Linked DNA regions of Homo sapiens: region 1 is linked to region 2. Evidence: read pairs that join two places in POLR2A ChIA-PET (ENCODE). Cell type or tissue: OCI-LY7. All regions are shown on one strand.

Region 1 (8,000 bases), 230 kb before region 2:
AAAAAGAACCAAGATTAGTGATTATAATTTTTCCTTCCCTTTCCCCAAAAGAAAAAAAAAAATGATTTGGAAATGAATGACTTAAAACCCTACAAACATTGAACATTCAGTTATGTCTTCTATCAGCCTTCTATGCATCCTCTCTGTTTTATTTTAAAAGATGTATCTACTCCTAAAATGCATTATCTTGTAATAACTTGTACGTGAGCACTTGCAATCTAGGAAGTTGTTCCTGCACATCACTGTGCATATATTATCTTAGTTTAAATCCCATTTGCAAAGGGAATATTTATGTCTTGATTCAATGCCTCTTTGACTTCGAGTGGCAGGGTATCAAAAAGGTGATCTTCCACAACAAGCCCGCTTTTCTTGAGCATCCGACACTGGCCCAGCTGGGCTGGCAGGCGGTCCAAGCAGTTCCCCTTCAGCTCCAGCTGAGTGAGCTGGGAGAGCTGACCAACTTTCTCTGGGAGTGAGGTGATGCAGTTCTGTCCCAGATTCAAAGTCCTCAACTTTATGCATTTAAACAATTGTTTTGGCAGAATGTCCACTTTGTTCCCAGTGATATGCAAATGCTGCAGGTTCTGAAGCAATCCTATTTCTATTGGAATCATTGAAATGTTGTTGTAGCTCACATCTAAGCATCTGAGTTTCTGTAAACTAAATACTGCCACTGGTAAGGATTCGAGCTTGTTGTTAGAGAAATAAAGTGACTCCAAGTTTTTGACATGGGTAATAGAGGGAGGAATAGTAACAATTTTGTTATGCCATAATTTTAAACAAGTCAGTCGTTTTAAATGCTGGAAACTGATGATTTCCTCAATTGTGCGAATGTTATTGGACTTTAAATCCAGTTCCTGTAAATTAGAGAGGCTGAAAATAGCATGTGGGATTCTCTCTAGCTCACAGTTCTGGAGTTCCAGCTCAGCGACATTCATCATTTTCTTAAGGCTGTTCAGTACCAAGAGTTTAGTGCCGTCATTATGAATGACTAACTTTGTAAGATGTGGAGCCACATCTGTAATGTTGGAGGGAACTTTGGTCAAATTGCTCTTCACGTGGAGAATCTTAAGGTGCCGCAACTCTCGGAGAGATTCAAGTCCTATCATCTTATTGTTTTCAGAGTTCAAATTGCCTATTAAGTACAACTCTCGAAGGTTTTTGAGCAAATACACCCAGGCAGGAATTTCAGCCACATCAGTGAACTTCACGTGAAGGCATCTCAAGTGATCGCGAAGAAAGCTAAAAGCAGTCTGTTCAACTTTTGCAGGGCAGTGGCAGAGGTGGAGCTCTTGGAGGTTAGTCATTTGAGAAATCTTAGCAGGAATTTTAGCTTCTGGAATTAGTTCAAGCTTTAGCACATCCAGGTCTGTGAGGTCAAAGACAGCATCGGGCACCCCCGACAGCATGAACAGATGCAACTCCTGCTTGTCCTGGGCGTTGCGTGAAATGTGCTGCCTGAGTTTTTCAAATGTCCACTCATGGTTCAAACTAATTTCCCTAAGTTTATTTTCACTAACTTCTGACAAGAACACACCAAAACGCTTGGAATATAGCTGGTCATACTGGTCTACCATGTGAAGAAGGAACGCAAAATCGTTTTTGACATCTGGAATGTCACTAAAACTGCTCTCTTCTCTGACTTTTTCGAAAGAATATTCCTTCAAAGGTATCCTGAATAACCAGAAGAGAGTGTAGAGGCAGATAAAGCCATAAACACAAATAATGGATATGTAACTGATGAGAAGCTTTTTCAACATGTAAGCCATATTGTGGGTGCACTCAAATACCTCATAACCAATCAGATGCTCAACTTTGGGCTTGCAGACGTGTTCAAAGCTGATTGCGTTGACAAAGTTCGCTGTATAGCAGAGAATAAAAATGAACTTGGCTGTTTTGATAACTGTTTGGACCACATAGAGTTTATAGATCAAGTCACTATCTTCCACATGGGCACGGAACTTCCTCACTTTCTCAAACAGGGCTTTGGCCTGCTCTCCATCCTTTTTATCCAGGATTGTCATGCTGGGAACTTCAATCACAGGCTTCTCAGCTGAAAATTTAAAGCCAGTTTTATTGATCATTGGTGTACTGGCACTGGGGCTCCCTTCATCACTGCTGGTAGAAACATGCTTTGGTAGAGTCTGGGCACCTGTTATTCTCTGCTTGTTTTCCTCTGAGTCTTCGCATGCTGTCTCAGACAACGCTTTTGTCGTCCAAGGGGATTCAAAGCACTTTCCTAATATTGAAACAAAATGTTCTACTTTTGAGCATGTTTTGGGATATTTGAACCAAAAGTTGCTACTGACCATGAGAATAATAGTATGTATAAGAGCTAGGTATGGAAAGTACTTAGAATACCACGGAAGGGCCAGATGGTAACACATTTGATTAATAAATACATATTGCTGAAAATCCAAGTTTGTTTTTCGACCTGTTGGATCTTTCTTCTCTTTCTTTGCCTCCTGATTTGGAAGTGCGAAATCTGTGCGAGGATATGTGGCTCTGAGAGGTATGTCAGGTGTCACAGCAGATGTCCCAAAGGAAATGTCGTTTGTTGTCCGCCCATCTTGGTCTTGGTTGGTGGCTGCTTCCATCTTTGGGATGTTGGTGGTGACCTCGGCATTTCCTGGTGGTGTATGTGCCTTTGAATTTACAGGAGATGGCAATACTGGCAAACAGACCACCTGATCTTTGGTAAGTTGCATGGTTCCTGCAAAGATGGCTACCATTAACATAACAACAGCTAGGTAATCCATAAACACATCCCACCATGGTTTCAGGATTCGGTAAGTTGGCTGAATGTCATTAAGTGATGCAACTTCCGCAAGGGTAAACATTCCTAGAAAACAAGAAGACAAAAGACATTATTCTAGAGATGCAAATGAAAAGAGTAAATGAGAAAAACCCTATGCCTGCTCCTAACTAAAGTTTTCTCATTCAGGTCCTATCTTTTTATCCAATATAAATGTAGTAGAAAATAAACTAAAAGGGGAATATACAGCTTTTCTCTCCTAGTGCAAGGGAAGAGGGAAAGAATGAGTAAGAATTGCATTCTAGGTAAGAAATTATGACAGACTGCACCAAGTCCATAGTGGTTACTTAGTGGACCTTGAAGGAGGGTATGACAGCAGGATGGCATTTGTTGTGGACTCATTAAAGGTTAAGACTGAAATTTGGAGGTCAAGGAGTGGGATGACTCTTATTTTGTATAAGCCAAAATTGAAAGGTCTGTGTATACCATTAAATACCGTTAAACTTTGGATAGTCTTATGTTCCAGACTTAGTTCTAACACTTACTAATGGTTGATTCCTTAAGCCTTGTGTATTTCCCATCTGTATAATAGGGATGAAAACTTCTAAGGGTTGTTGGAAAGGTTAAATTAAGTAATGATTGTAACGCTCTTAGCACATCCTCTGGCCACAAGTGTTTGTTAGCTGTTTACGTTAGCTCCAATCACTCTGGTGGAAGTGTCCATGAACAGTTGAAACTAAGGGTCTAGCGTTTAGGAGGAGTCTTACTATACACACTTGGGATTTATCAATATATATAGCTGAAACTCTGGCCTTTGATGCAGTCCTATGGAAAGCATGTGGATTGAGAAGACAGCTCAAGACTCAGGTGGCCATGAAATAATCAATGATGGTGATGCTGAATAAGTCAGCACCAGGAAGACATACGATCTCTACCAAAGCAGGTGACCCGAGCAGCCATGAATGAAGCCCCGGTGCCAGGAAACTTGAAAATGTGGTTATTATTCACTATCAGCTGACAGCTTTATAGCACGGAACTAGTTTATACAAATAATAAAGGACAAGGACAATCATCCTGGAAGTAACCAAGAAAAACAGTGTTTCTAGTGGCAAGTAATGGGAATGGGCTTCTCTAATTATGTGCATGAACTGAATGTTTCAACTTCTTGAAAAACCACATGACCATATTTTCATTTCTTGAGAGGTTCTTGGGTTTCCATATTTATATTGCTTTGTCTTTTTTAAAGAAAGAAATCATGTTATTTCTTTAAAAACTAGCAAAAGACCAAGCAATAAAAATCAAGGCAAGTACCCAAGAGTTTTGGGAATGCATGTATTTTTTTAAATTAAGGATGGAAGATGAATTTTTAATATTTTTATTTATTTATTTATTTTTGAGACAGAGCCTCACTCTGTCACCCAGGCTAGAGTGCAGTGGCGCGATCTCAGCTCACTGCAACCTCTGCCTCCTTGGTTCAAGCGATTCTCCTGCCTCAGCCTCCCGAGTAGCTGGGACTACAGGCATCCACCACCACACCCACCTAATTTTTGTATTTTTAGTAGAGACAGGGTTTCACCATATTGGCCAGGCTGGTCTCGAACTCCTGACCTTGTGATCTGCCCACCTTGGCCTCCCAAAGTGCTGGGATTACAGGTGTGAGCCACCACACCCAACCAGGAAGATGAATTATCTATTCATGGGTTGTCTGGAATGCTGTGTTGAGGAGGATTCTGAGGCTGATTCTGGTTTCAGTAGGAAACAGTGCTGTGACTGATTACTTGTGTCTTCCTTGGATGACACAATGAAGAAAGGTGGCATTAGTACTTTGATTCTGCTCTGTTTTAAATTAAGTTTCTGAAGGCAGGGACCAGGTCTTTTTTTTTTTTTTTTTTTTTCCGAAACCCTTCCACATACCTAGTACTGCACAGAGTAGGTTCATAATATTTTTTAATAAAATACAATGAATACTACAGCAATGATCACATCTGTAGTTAGTTTTGTAAGCAAAATTATCTCTTATGTAAGCAGGTAAACACAAGTCTAAGAACTCCAAACATAAAATTGTTAGAAATCACATTCCCAGACTTCAGGGCTTAAGTATGAAATGCCTGGTAACCAGTCTTTGTAAAAAAAAAAAAAAAAAAAAAAAATTACCAAGGAAGTGAAAAAAAGAAAAATAACTTTGTACCTTAGTAGGGGAAGTGGGAGATAACACGCCCACTTGAACTCCTTTTATTCTGAGCTCCTGTATCTTGTGTGGGTTTTGCTTTCATGAATGGCTTGGATAAGCAGGAAGAAAAGCTACTGGAATCACAGCAAGCTAACCTAAATGAGAAACAGCTCAACCTCATGTCATTTTGAGCTCTTCAGTTCCTATCTAGAATGCACAAAACACAGCATCAAGCACAGAATGACTCTTACTTCACATACAGAGACTAGAGAGTACACCTTGCACAGGTTTATTTCTGGCAAGGAACGTAACAGTCATACCTGGGGACCATGGCTTTAAAGGGCCATCTGCATGAGTAATAGGAACAATAGATTTTTTTGCATGTAATAGTTCTTTCAAATAGGATTTTTCTTTACTTTTTAAAAAGAGTCATGAACTGCATAATGGTGTTTTGGTCAACAATGGACTGCATATATGATGGTGGTCCCATAAGATACGAGATGGTGGCTCATGCCTATAATCCCAGCACTTTGGGAGGCCGAGGTGGGTGGATCATTTGAGGCGGAGTTTGAGACCAGCCTGGCGAATATGGTGAAACCCCATCTCTACTAAAAATACAAAAATTAGCCAGGCATAGTGGTTCACGCTTTAATCCCAGCTACTTGGGAGGCTGAGGCAGAAAAATTGCTTGAACCCAGGAGGAGGAGGTTGCAGTGAGCCAAGATCACACCACTGCACTCCAGCCTGGGTGACAGAGTGAGACTCCATTTTATAATGAAGTACATAGAAACCTGATACAGAGCACTAATCACTGGCATTACAGATCAAGTAGGGCAGCGGTCCTCAACCTTTTTGGCACCACAGACAAGTTTTGTAGAAGACAATTTTTCCAGAAATGGGGGTTGGGGGGAGAGATGGTTTTGGGATGAAACTGTTTCATCTTGGTTGGATCATCAGGCATTAGATTCTCACAAGGTGTGCACAACCTAGATCCCTCACATGAGCAGTTCATGATAGGATTCATGCTACTATGAGAATCTAATGCTGCTGCTGATCTGACACAAAACGGAGCTCAGGCAGTAATGCTCACTCTCCCGCCGCTCACCTACTGCCGTGAAGCCCAGTTCCTAACAGCTCTCGACAGGTACCAGTCTGCAGCCTGGGGCCCGGGGACTCCTGAAGTAGGGGAAAGGACTGATATTCAGTAATGATGTTGGGAATTTGGTTTTCCATATGAATACATACATACATGCATATACACACACACACCATCTAGCTTTGTGTAAGTACACTCTGATATTTACACAACAATGAAATTGCCTAACAATACATTTCTCAGAAGGTATCCCCATGAAGAGACATGTGACTGTAATTGTATCTGGTTCTAGGGAGGCCAGGATGTCTGGCTTGGCAGATTGAGAGATAAGTGAATTTTGAAAGTCAGTGTACTGAGGACATTGGTTATTTGTCTTTTACACCATGATTATTACAACTGGTCTTTCTGCTGCCAGTCTTTACCTCCTTTAATCCCTTTTCCATCTTGCCATGGGTCCCTTGGTAAAAACTCTTCAGGCTCTCTCTGTTCCAGGCCAGTAACTTCTGCCAGTTTCTCTAACAAGCCATTCTCTCCCTTGTGTTCAGCCTCTCCAACACTTTGTTTCCTCTGCCTTGATTACTTCCTCCCTACTCCTCTTCACTAGGCTATCAGGTTTCTGCAGCCTTTTCCAGAAAGCCTTCCCTGATCTCCTAGTATGGGTGAGGTGTTTCTTCCATGTGTTCCCACAATACTCTGTACCTCCGCCCATCACAGCCCTTATCACACTGTATTTACTTGTCTGATCTCCCATTGGATTACCAATTCAATGAAGATATGCACTATGCCCACTTCCTTCTTTGTCCTATGTATCCAATGCCTGACACATAGTAGGTACTTAATCAATGAAATGATTTTGAGATCTTGATCATCATCTTCAGCATCCTAAAAATTCCTTGAGAACATTTATTAACATCTACAGATGGTATTGGGCAGAGGAGCATTTTATTAACCTGAATTGCTACCACAAAGCAACCTGGATCTATGCAAGAATGAACACTCTAAGCCAGGTCCCAGCATAAAAATAAACAGTTAAAGGACCACACAGCAGAGACATTGTTGGATTCTTGCAACCAGTGTTATTTTGCAGCTGTTGAAGTGTCAATGGTAGTTTTCAAGCACCTTGTACTCAGGACAGGCTTTGATCCCAGGAAATAGAAGAGGCTGTCCACCTTCCCAGTGGGAAAAGAAAAGTTCAAAGGTAGTGGCAGTGGGCATAGCAACAGAGTACAGAGTACTGTAACTTCACACACAGTCACCAGCTCCGGCCCCAGACTCCCCGCAAGAATGGTAACACTGAATAACAGACAGCACATGACCACTCCAACCTCAGATGAGCTCCTCTCTTCCAGCACATTGTCTACTCTGCCACCCCCCACCAGAAGTTTTGTGCCCTTGCTGTTTTCTCCAGCCCATTTTTCTTTTTTCTTTCTATTGAACTTTTCCTTATTAAGTCCCAGCTCAAGCACTACCTTTTCCTTCAAATTGCTATCATGTTGTCTAATAATAATGTGTTTGTAGGCCGGGCATGGTGGCTCACGTCTATAATCCCAGCACTTTGGGAGGCCGAGGTGGGCAGATCACCTGAGGTCAGGAGTTTGAGACCAGCCTGGCCAACATGGTGAAACCCCGTCTCCACCAAAAATACAAAAATTAGCGGGGCTTGGTGCCAGGCGCCTGTAATCCCAGCTACTCAGGAGGCTGAGGCAGGAAGAATTGCTCGAAACCGGGTGGCGGAGGTTGCAGTGCGGCGAGATCATGCCATGGCACTCCAGCCTGGGAAACAGAGCAAGACTCCCGTCTCAAAAACAAAAACAAAATCTGTTTCTAATCTTGGTCTCTTCCACTAGATCTTGAGCTCCTTGTAGGCAGAGAATATGTCTTATTCACCTTTGTAATCCACCATGCCCTACTCTCACCCTTGAAGAACACAGATGGCATTTAGTGGTGATGATAATGGTGACAGTAATAGTGGCTATCAC
Region 2 (8,000 bases):
TTTCTTTAATTTTGGGAAATTAAAGCAAATATTTCTTCAAATATTGCTCCATCCTTTCTTCCATTTTCTTCTACAACTCCTCTGAGATGTATGTCAGTGTCTCTCAGTCTGTCTTTCATGAGCGTGTGTTTTGATTCCTGTCTTTCTCTGTGCTGGGCTCTGGGTAAACTGAGAACTCTTGTTTAATTCATTACTTCTTTATGCTACTGAGTACAGTCCAGTTATTCTATCTGTTGATATTTTATAATTCATTGACTTTATTTCCAAGATTTCTAAATTTGTTATATCAGCTCTTAAGTCATATCTACCTACTTTATTGATTGATTGATTGAGACAGGGTCTTGCTGTGTTGCCCAGGCTGGAGTGCAGTAGCATGATCATGGCTCACAGTAGCTTCAAAAATCCTGGGATCAAGTGATCCTCCCACCTCAGCCTGCCATGTAGCTGGGACTACAGGTGTGTGCCACCATGCCTGGCTAATGAAAAAAAAATTTATTTTTTATTTTTTAATTTTTATTTTTTTAGAGATAGGGTCTTGCCATGTTGCCCAGGCTGGTTTTGAACTCCTGGGCTCAAGTGATCCGCCTGCCTCGGCCTCCCAAAGTGCAGGGATTACAGGTGTTCACCACGGTACCCGGCCCCTACTTTTTAAATGTTATGTCTTGATCTTTTTAACCACTCTCTGTATATTTATTTTAAATTCATTGTCATCTGGTTAAAACTTAATTTCATCTTGCATGAATCTGTGTTCCAACTGTTAATTTTGTTAATAGTCTTTCTTAACATAGTTTTTTTCATGTGTTCTGGGTGGTAGACGCATCCTGAGTAGGTGTATGTTTTCCACTGCTTCTCTTGAGTGTACTTTTGTGGTTTTCTGCACCCAGCCCCCAGCCCCCCAGAGTCCACCAATAGGTCTTATCATGGTATTTGGATGTTCCACTGTGATGTCAGGCCTCACAGAGTCAGTCTGCAAGACAGTGGACAGGCTGACTCAGTTTCTGGTCGGCAGGCACCTCAGATGCACACTTTCCTCTGAAGTACTGGCTCCAGCATCCAGTTAATCGCTATATTTTTTCAGCTTCTTTTTGGGAGTGAGGACTTTTGGCTTGAAACAGTGACCAGGCTCCAGTCTCTTATCTTGCTTGGTGCATTTATGGTTCCCTTTACTAGCAGGAGCTGAGCTCCTGGCTGCTACTGCTTAGTTTTGGATAAGAGCCCAGCAATTGATTCAGACCCATTCAGCGTTCCATTTGTGCTCCACAGAAACGCTCATCTTGCTTTGGGGTCTGTGTATGCATTTTTGTTATCTTTTTATATCTATCATGACTATACACATTGAACACAGGACTGTTTTGAATTGTAACACCTGTTTTACCATCTTTCGCAGATGTGTGTATCATAATACAAAAATTAGTCGAGACAAATTATTATGAAAAATTGTGTTGCTTGGGTAGTGCCACACAAGGTAAACTTATATGTCAAATTCCCTCCCCACCAGAAAGGCCGAATTTCTTTACACATGTTCCACCAACAGCATATGAAAATACTTACTTTCCTATATCCTCGACAATAAAGTCCATTGTTCTTTTTCTTTCTTTCTTTTTTTTTTTTTGAGATGGAGTCTCACTCTGCCACCCAGGCTGGAGTGGAGTGCAGTGGTGCGATCTTGGCTCACTGCAAGTTCCGCCTCCCAGGTTCACGCCATTCTCCTGCCTCAGTCTCCCAAGTAGCTGGGACTACAGGTGCCCACCACCACGCCCGGCTAATTTTTTGTAGTTTTAGTAGAGACAGGGTTTCACCGTGTTAGCCAGGATGGTCTCAATCTCCTGACCTCGTGATCCGCCTGCCTCGGCCTCCCAAAGTGCTGGGATTACAGGCATGAGCCACCGCGCCTGGCCCCATTGTTCTTTTTCTATGAACTATAATCCCCAAATTATTTCTCCAGCTTGAACCTGTTTTCTATTTTTATTTTTTATAGAGATGGGTTCTCACTGTATTGCCTAGGCTAGTCTTGAACTCCTGGGCTCAAGTGATCCTCCTGCCTTGGACCCCCAAAATGCTGGGATTACAGGCATGAGCTACCAGCTTGGACTTTAAAACACAGCTATGATTATATTGTTATAGGAAGAGGAAGTAAGAAAATTTGCAGTGTATGATAAAATAGGTGGTACCATTCCAATATGTTAACTTGTGATCCAGATGTAGTCTTTAGATTGTGTCTTATTCTTTAAAAAGACAGTACTTTAACTTGGTTATGACAGATTTGATCCAAACAGGTAGAGTGGAGCCACAAAAAGGCAAGTGGCCAATATAAGGCAGTTAAGTTTATGCTTCATCCTCCCTCCACCTCATTGATTCAAATATAGGTAGTACCAAAGATTTCTACCCTGAAGTTGATCATCTAGACTTGCCCCCAGTCTGACGGAACAAACCAAGTTTTCCCTGTTGACCTAAGAAGGATATAGCAAAATCACATCCCAAAGATCTATTCTCCAGGGATTGTTCAGAGATAAGAGCAGGCTATCCTTTACCAACAGAAACATATTGAATACCTACTATCTACTATTAGGTTGGCATAAAAGTAATTGTGGTTTTTGCCGTTGAAAGTAATGGCAAAAAACACAATTAGTTTTGTGCCAACGTAATACATGCTAAGCGTCATAGGAAAACCAAAGAGGCATAGCCAGTATTTGCTGTTCTAAAAGCACTTGCAATCTTGCTAGAGGGACATAAACAGCCACATGAAAAATCAAACGAGAGCACAAATATGGCAATATCTACAGTAAGAGCTCAGGCTTGGAGTAAGCAGGGTAGGCTTGGCGGAGTAGAAGGAACTTCACTTGGGACTTGAAGCTACTAGGTTAGAGCCTGTGGTTCCAGAGGCAGGAGCAAAAGGATGCATTTGGGGAGAGAGAGGGAGAAAGACTGAAAAGATGGAGTGTCACTCTTCTTTTCTGAGGTAGACCCATTTCTCCTGGGCAAAGGGATAGAAATAGAAGGGAAAGGAATTAATTTTCATGTCACTAAGTTATCAGTTAATGTACAAACTTGACTAAGCACTTTCCCCAAGATACAAGATGCTAGAGGACAAAGAAAGCACTCGTTGTCCAAACGCATGAGATTGATTCCCCTCATCAGTGATAGAATTAACTCTGAAAATGTAGACTGTGTTTCAAGGCTGAACTATTGAAAATATTTTAAGTACAAAAAATGTTGGTGAGAATGAGAATGAAAAGGAACTGAAAAGGCAGAGTAGATGGCTCTGAAGGAGTGAATATTTAAATGCTTTCATTCTTAGCAAATGTCTTATTCACAACTCTTGCTGTGCATTATGTTGACTATAAGCATATTTGGGGGCAATCGCCACAGGAGCACAGAAATAGACATCTATGAGAACCACACATGCTGCATCACTATCATCAGGACGAACACCGTCCTTGTCTCCAACAGAAATGGAAAAGCAAAACTGCAAGTATGTGGCATCATTTCCTGTTTGCTGTGCACATGCTCTCTTCTTTTCTTCTACTTTTTAAAAAGACTTTTTAAATTTTCTTAGAGCAGCTTTAGGTTCACAGCAAAATTGAAAGGAAGGTACAGAGATTTCCCAAATGCTCCCTACCTCCATCCATGTATAGCCCTCCCCATTATCACCAAGCTCAACCACAGTGGTACATTTGTTACAATCGATGAACCTACATTGACACATCACTGTCATCCAAAGTCTACAGTTACCTTGGGGTTCACTCTTGGTGTTGGATAAAGATTTGGACAAATGTATAACAACATGTATCCACTGTAATATCCTACAGAGTCATTTCACTGCCCTAAAAGTCTTCTGAGCTATACCTACTTATCCCTCCCCTCCTTTGTCCTTTCTAAGCAACAACTGATATTTTACTGTCTGTAGTTTTGCCTTTTCCAGAATATAATACAGTTGGAATCATACAGCATGTATCCTTTTAAGATTAGCTTCTTTCACTTAGCAATGTACATTTAATGTTCCTCCATGTCTTTTCATAGCTTGACCGTTTATTTTTTATTTTTTATTTTTAGCACTATATAGCATTCCATTGTTTGGATCATCTCTCTCTCTCTCTTTTTTAATTTCTTTTTTTTTCCACCTTCGGGACTTGTCTGAATCTCCCTTATTTTTAATGATGATGATGCTTAACATTTATATCATGGCCAGGAAATAACACACTGTACAGGGAGGAAGTTTACACCCATATAGTAAAGTGAGAGAAAAACCAGTCTAAGGCAAACTGCCAAAGTCTAAGGTATTTACAAGAGCAGAGTAAAAGGTCTGTTTTTATTAGTTGCCTATTTCTCCAACAGCAATAAGAAAGGGAAAAAAAAATCATACCTTGGCACATTTGAGGCATGGAGTGCTTGGGGAAAAAAATCCAAGGGATTGAAGAGATAAGTGCATTAAAACTTAGATTTCTGAACTTATGGATTTTCTCAGTGGTAAAGTATAATGGTACTTTTATACAGGTTTTATTAATACATAATTAAAGGCTAGTATCAAGTGAAACTCCTTGAGTTATGCACCGTGAGAAATGCCTGAGGAACATTAAATGTCACTGATAGAAAGATTAAGCACTAAAAAAGCTACAGCATATCTTAAATCATTATACAGAACAAATAACAGTATAAGGACCAGTAAGCTCTTTAAAGATAGACACCATGCTTAGTTTTCATTGCCTGGCACAAAGTAGGTACGCAATAAATATGAAGTGAATAAATAAAACAAACACTGTCCCCCATATCCCTAAGGAGGAACAAACCACAGCTAAGGCAAGCATATGCATTCATATATTCAGATGCCAGAGAACATCTGGAAATATTTGACCTCTAGCTACCTTCTTCTGACATGAAACAATTCGTTTTGCACACTCTCCTAACTGCCAAGTGATATCAGTCTAGTGATTCCTAAAGCCAGAGTTAAGTGCTAACTCATTTAAGAGACACAAAGAGAGTACCAGATTTGGGACACATGGTCTGTTTATTCCTAGGTAAAAAAGAAACCATCATATCCACATTAGAATCATGTCTACATTTTGAAATTTTGCTTAGTAAATACGATTCTCCTATCACTGTAAATATTGACATACTAACTTTTCTGAGGGTGGGAATGACAATACATACTATTAATGTTCATTTTTTTAACCCTTCATTAAACTGAAGGTTTCCAGCCATCAAGGATGCTTTTATTACCTCTATCTTGGTTGTATCCACATTGTTTTTTTTCCCCTCTTCTTTTGAAGAAAGCTTCTCTAGGCCAAACAAGGAATTACAAAAAAAATTTTTCAGAAATGAAGGGGGTGGGTGAGATTTGAAGCAGCTTCTTCTCATTCTGCTTCATGGCATTTTTCCATAAGCCATAAAGACCAGTGAATTATTTGATCCATGGCAATTTAAGATCTATGTGGAAAGCATCCATTTCAAAGTAACAACCATGTGAGAAAATTCAATGGATACATAACACAGAACATGTTTTGATTTATAACAGACTATTTGTTTCGGTTGTTTGAAGAATTTGAAATATTTATCTGTAATTATGCTCTTAAAATAATACAGGAAAAACTCTTTTTGAAGCAATGCCCAGGGACTGAAACCTCAGTTCTGTACTCAGCTGACTTAGCTCTAGAAACCCTGCAGTTTACTGATAAATCTGTGAGCAGGAGTAGAATAAAAGAAATTGGGAGAGTTCAAAGAGAAACATAAATCATCCAGATTATCTTCGATGTATGAACAGGACAAAGATACAGAATTCTAAATATGGGAAGCATGCAAATAAAACTGTTCTAAAAGGATATTTTTAAATGATTATTTTAGAAATTTACTATAATAATTGGAAAATAATTTGCTATTTATTTTTAGCAAATAAAAATATCTCCCCAAGTGAGATGATATCAACTGCCAGGTTGTGGTCCAATCTACATGAAGGAATAGATAGTGTCATCCTTAAAAGATAATATCCATAATTTGTTATGGCATCATAGAAGGCTTGCAGTTAAAGCAAGAGTCATGGCACTTGTTAGTCATTTATGTGTGCTGGATGGCAAGTGATTTTTTTTTCAATCATTATTATAATTTTTAGAAGTTAAGATTATTTGGATTCCATAAATATTAATTTGGATAAGACAGGTTCCACACATTTCAGACAAACAGGTCTTTTACCTATAGAGGGAGAATTTCATCTACGCACTTTTCCATTTTTCTGAATCATCCAGATAATGGCTGATCTCTGGGGAGAAAAGACTCTTCTTTGCTCCTCCTTACTTCTTTCTAGGTGAAAGAGGGCTTGATAGAGATGGTGACCTTTAAGGAAAAGGACTGAACTCTGGTGTCACAAGGGGTTGTTTCTCCTTGGGACCAGTCTGTTTTGACTCTCTCTTTAGAGCTTCTAAAGGGAGTCATCATTTGGAAGTCTCCCTTTTTCCTTAAAACTGATGTGACACAACAGGTTTGAAGCTGCCTCTCTCTGGGAAGTTGATGGTAGCCTAGGAGGGCCTGAAGAGGATTGTTCAGATGACCTTTAGGAAGAATCAATAATAAATCAATATCTCTCTCCCCTCTCTCTTCCTCCCTCTTCTCTCTTCCCCTTCCCCTTCCCCTCTCCCCTCTGTCTGTTCTTTACTCAGATTACCTTTCTTTGACCTGAGCACAGCAGAGATTAAGGTGTAGAAAAAGAAGCTAAGGAGTTTTTTTCAGAACTCCCTACCACACCCCCACTTTTTTTGCAGGTACGTAGATTTTTCAGAGCTTAGGCAAAGAAAGTGCTTGAGACTTATCTGAAGTGTGGCCTAGCTCACCAGGAAACTGATAATGTGGTTTAGGGCCAGAACCTTAGCTTTAATTAAATGTTCTTCTGCCTGATCTTGTCCACTATGTCTGTATAGCTCCTGCAAAGTCTTCTGGGAGACAGATGTAGGTAGCTATCAGAATTAGGGCATTTGGTCCTGGATTCAAGACCTCTCTCAATCTCTGTTTGTCAAGACTCAACTAATCACACTTATGACTATATGAAGATGCCCCAAATGAAGAGAAGGCAGTTTTTTGTTTTGTTTTTCAATTGGGGAGGATCAGAGTAATTGCCCAGAGAAGACATTTTGAGGTCTACAGTTTCTAAAGAGACTAAAAACAATACATTTCTATTTTATCACCATTTTTTTCACAATAAAACTGTAAAATGGAAGTGATGCCTATCCTGCTCATTTTATAAAACTGGGCCTCAGAAAAGCCATGTGTTTCACCTAAACTCATACTAAGAGCATATGAGAGAGCCCATGCTTTCTGTTTGAAGTTTTGGGGAAAGATTTTGTTTTTTCTCTTTAAATTAACTTGATCTAGCTGAAATTATTATTTTTTTTAAATCCAGGTTTTCTATTTCCAGTGAGCATATAAGGTTTCTTACAAGGTAAAATGATGAGATAGTTGATGGCCTATTTATTAGACAAAAGATTTTTGCAGAATTCTAAAAATATAAAATTAAGTGACTACTAACTGATATAATCATGCATACAAGTGTTCTACAAGTGAATATCACTACAACACTGTCTCAGCTTGCATTAAGCATTTTCTGAGTCCAATATCTATCACCTATAACATTTAACATCAACATCCTAAACAGTAAGTTAACATATTGAACTTAAGGTCACATAGCCCCAGCTTTGGATATCAGTGCAAAGAATCTCACCAGCTTTTAAGAACTAAAATAACTTGAGTAGGGAGATGCCAATTCTATTTTAAGATAGCTGACCCTATTACTGCCAGTAGTTCAAACACTTCTTAGGAAACTTAACATTTTGAACTTGTCATTACATGATGAAAAATGTCACTATGTATGTTCAAAAGCCTTTATATAGGGCCGGGCGCGGTGGTTCATGCCTGTAATCCCAGCACTTTGGGAGCCCGAGGGGGGCAGATCACCTGAGGTCAGGAGTTTGAGACCAGCCTGGCCAACATGGTGAAACCCCATCTCTACTAAAAATACA

Evidence for each region. Peaks named below come from ENCODE experiments on the same cell type or tissue, not always from the same donor. Only the 100,000 strongest peaks of a DNase experiment are listed, where the experiment ranks them.
Region 1: POLR2A ChIA-PET joins it to region 2 with 11 read pairs; 2 of 35 experiments call an interaction of 5 or more read pairs at or near these places.

The regions. Positions count from the first base shown.
Region 1 is chr1:89,927,909-89,935,908 of GRCh38, reverse strand. LRRC8D (leucine rich repeat containing 8 VRAC subunit D) reads right to left here. Exons shown (of 3, transcript NM_001134479.2): 3 at 1-2,842. The coding sequence starts at 2,840. The coding sequence ends at 264. Among named protein-coding and RNA genes, the nearest start is that of ZNF326, 63 kb to the left of the region's middle. RefSeq lists an enhancer at 2,503-3,105. In OCI-LY7, no CTCF peak of the experiment used is centred here; no DNase peak of the experiment used is centred here.
Region 2 is chr1:89,695,093-89,703,092 of GRCh38, reverse strand. The region is part of intron 2 of LRRC8C (leucine rich repeat containing 8 VRAC subunit C); the gene reads right to left. Among named protein-coding and RNA genes, the nearest start is that of LRRC8C, 66 kb to the right of the region's middle. In OCI-LY7, no CTCF peak of the experiment used is centred here; no DNase peak of the experiment used is centred here; H3K27ac peaks cover 1,073 bases.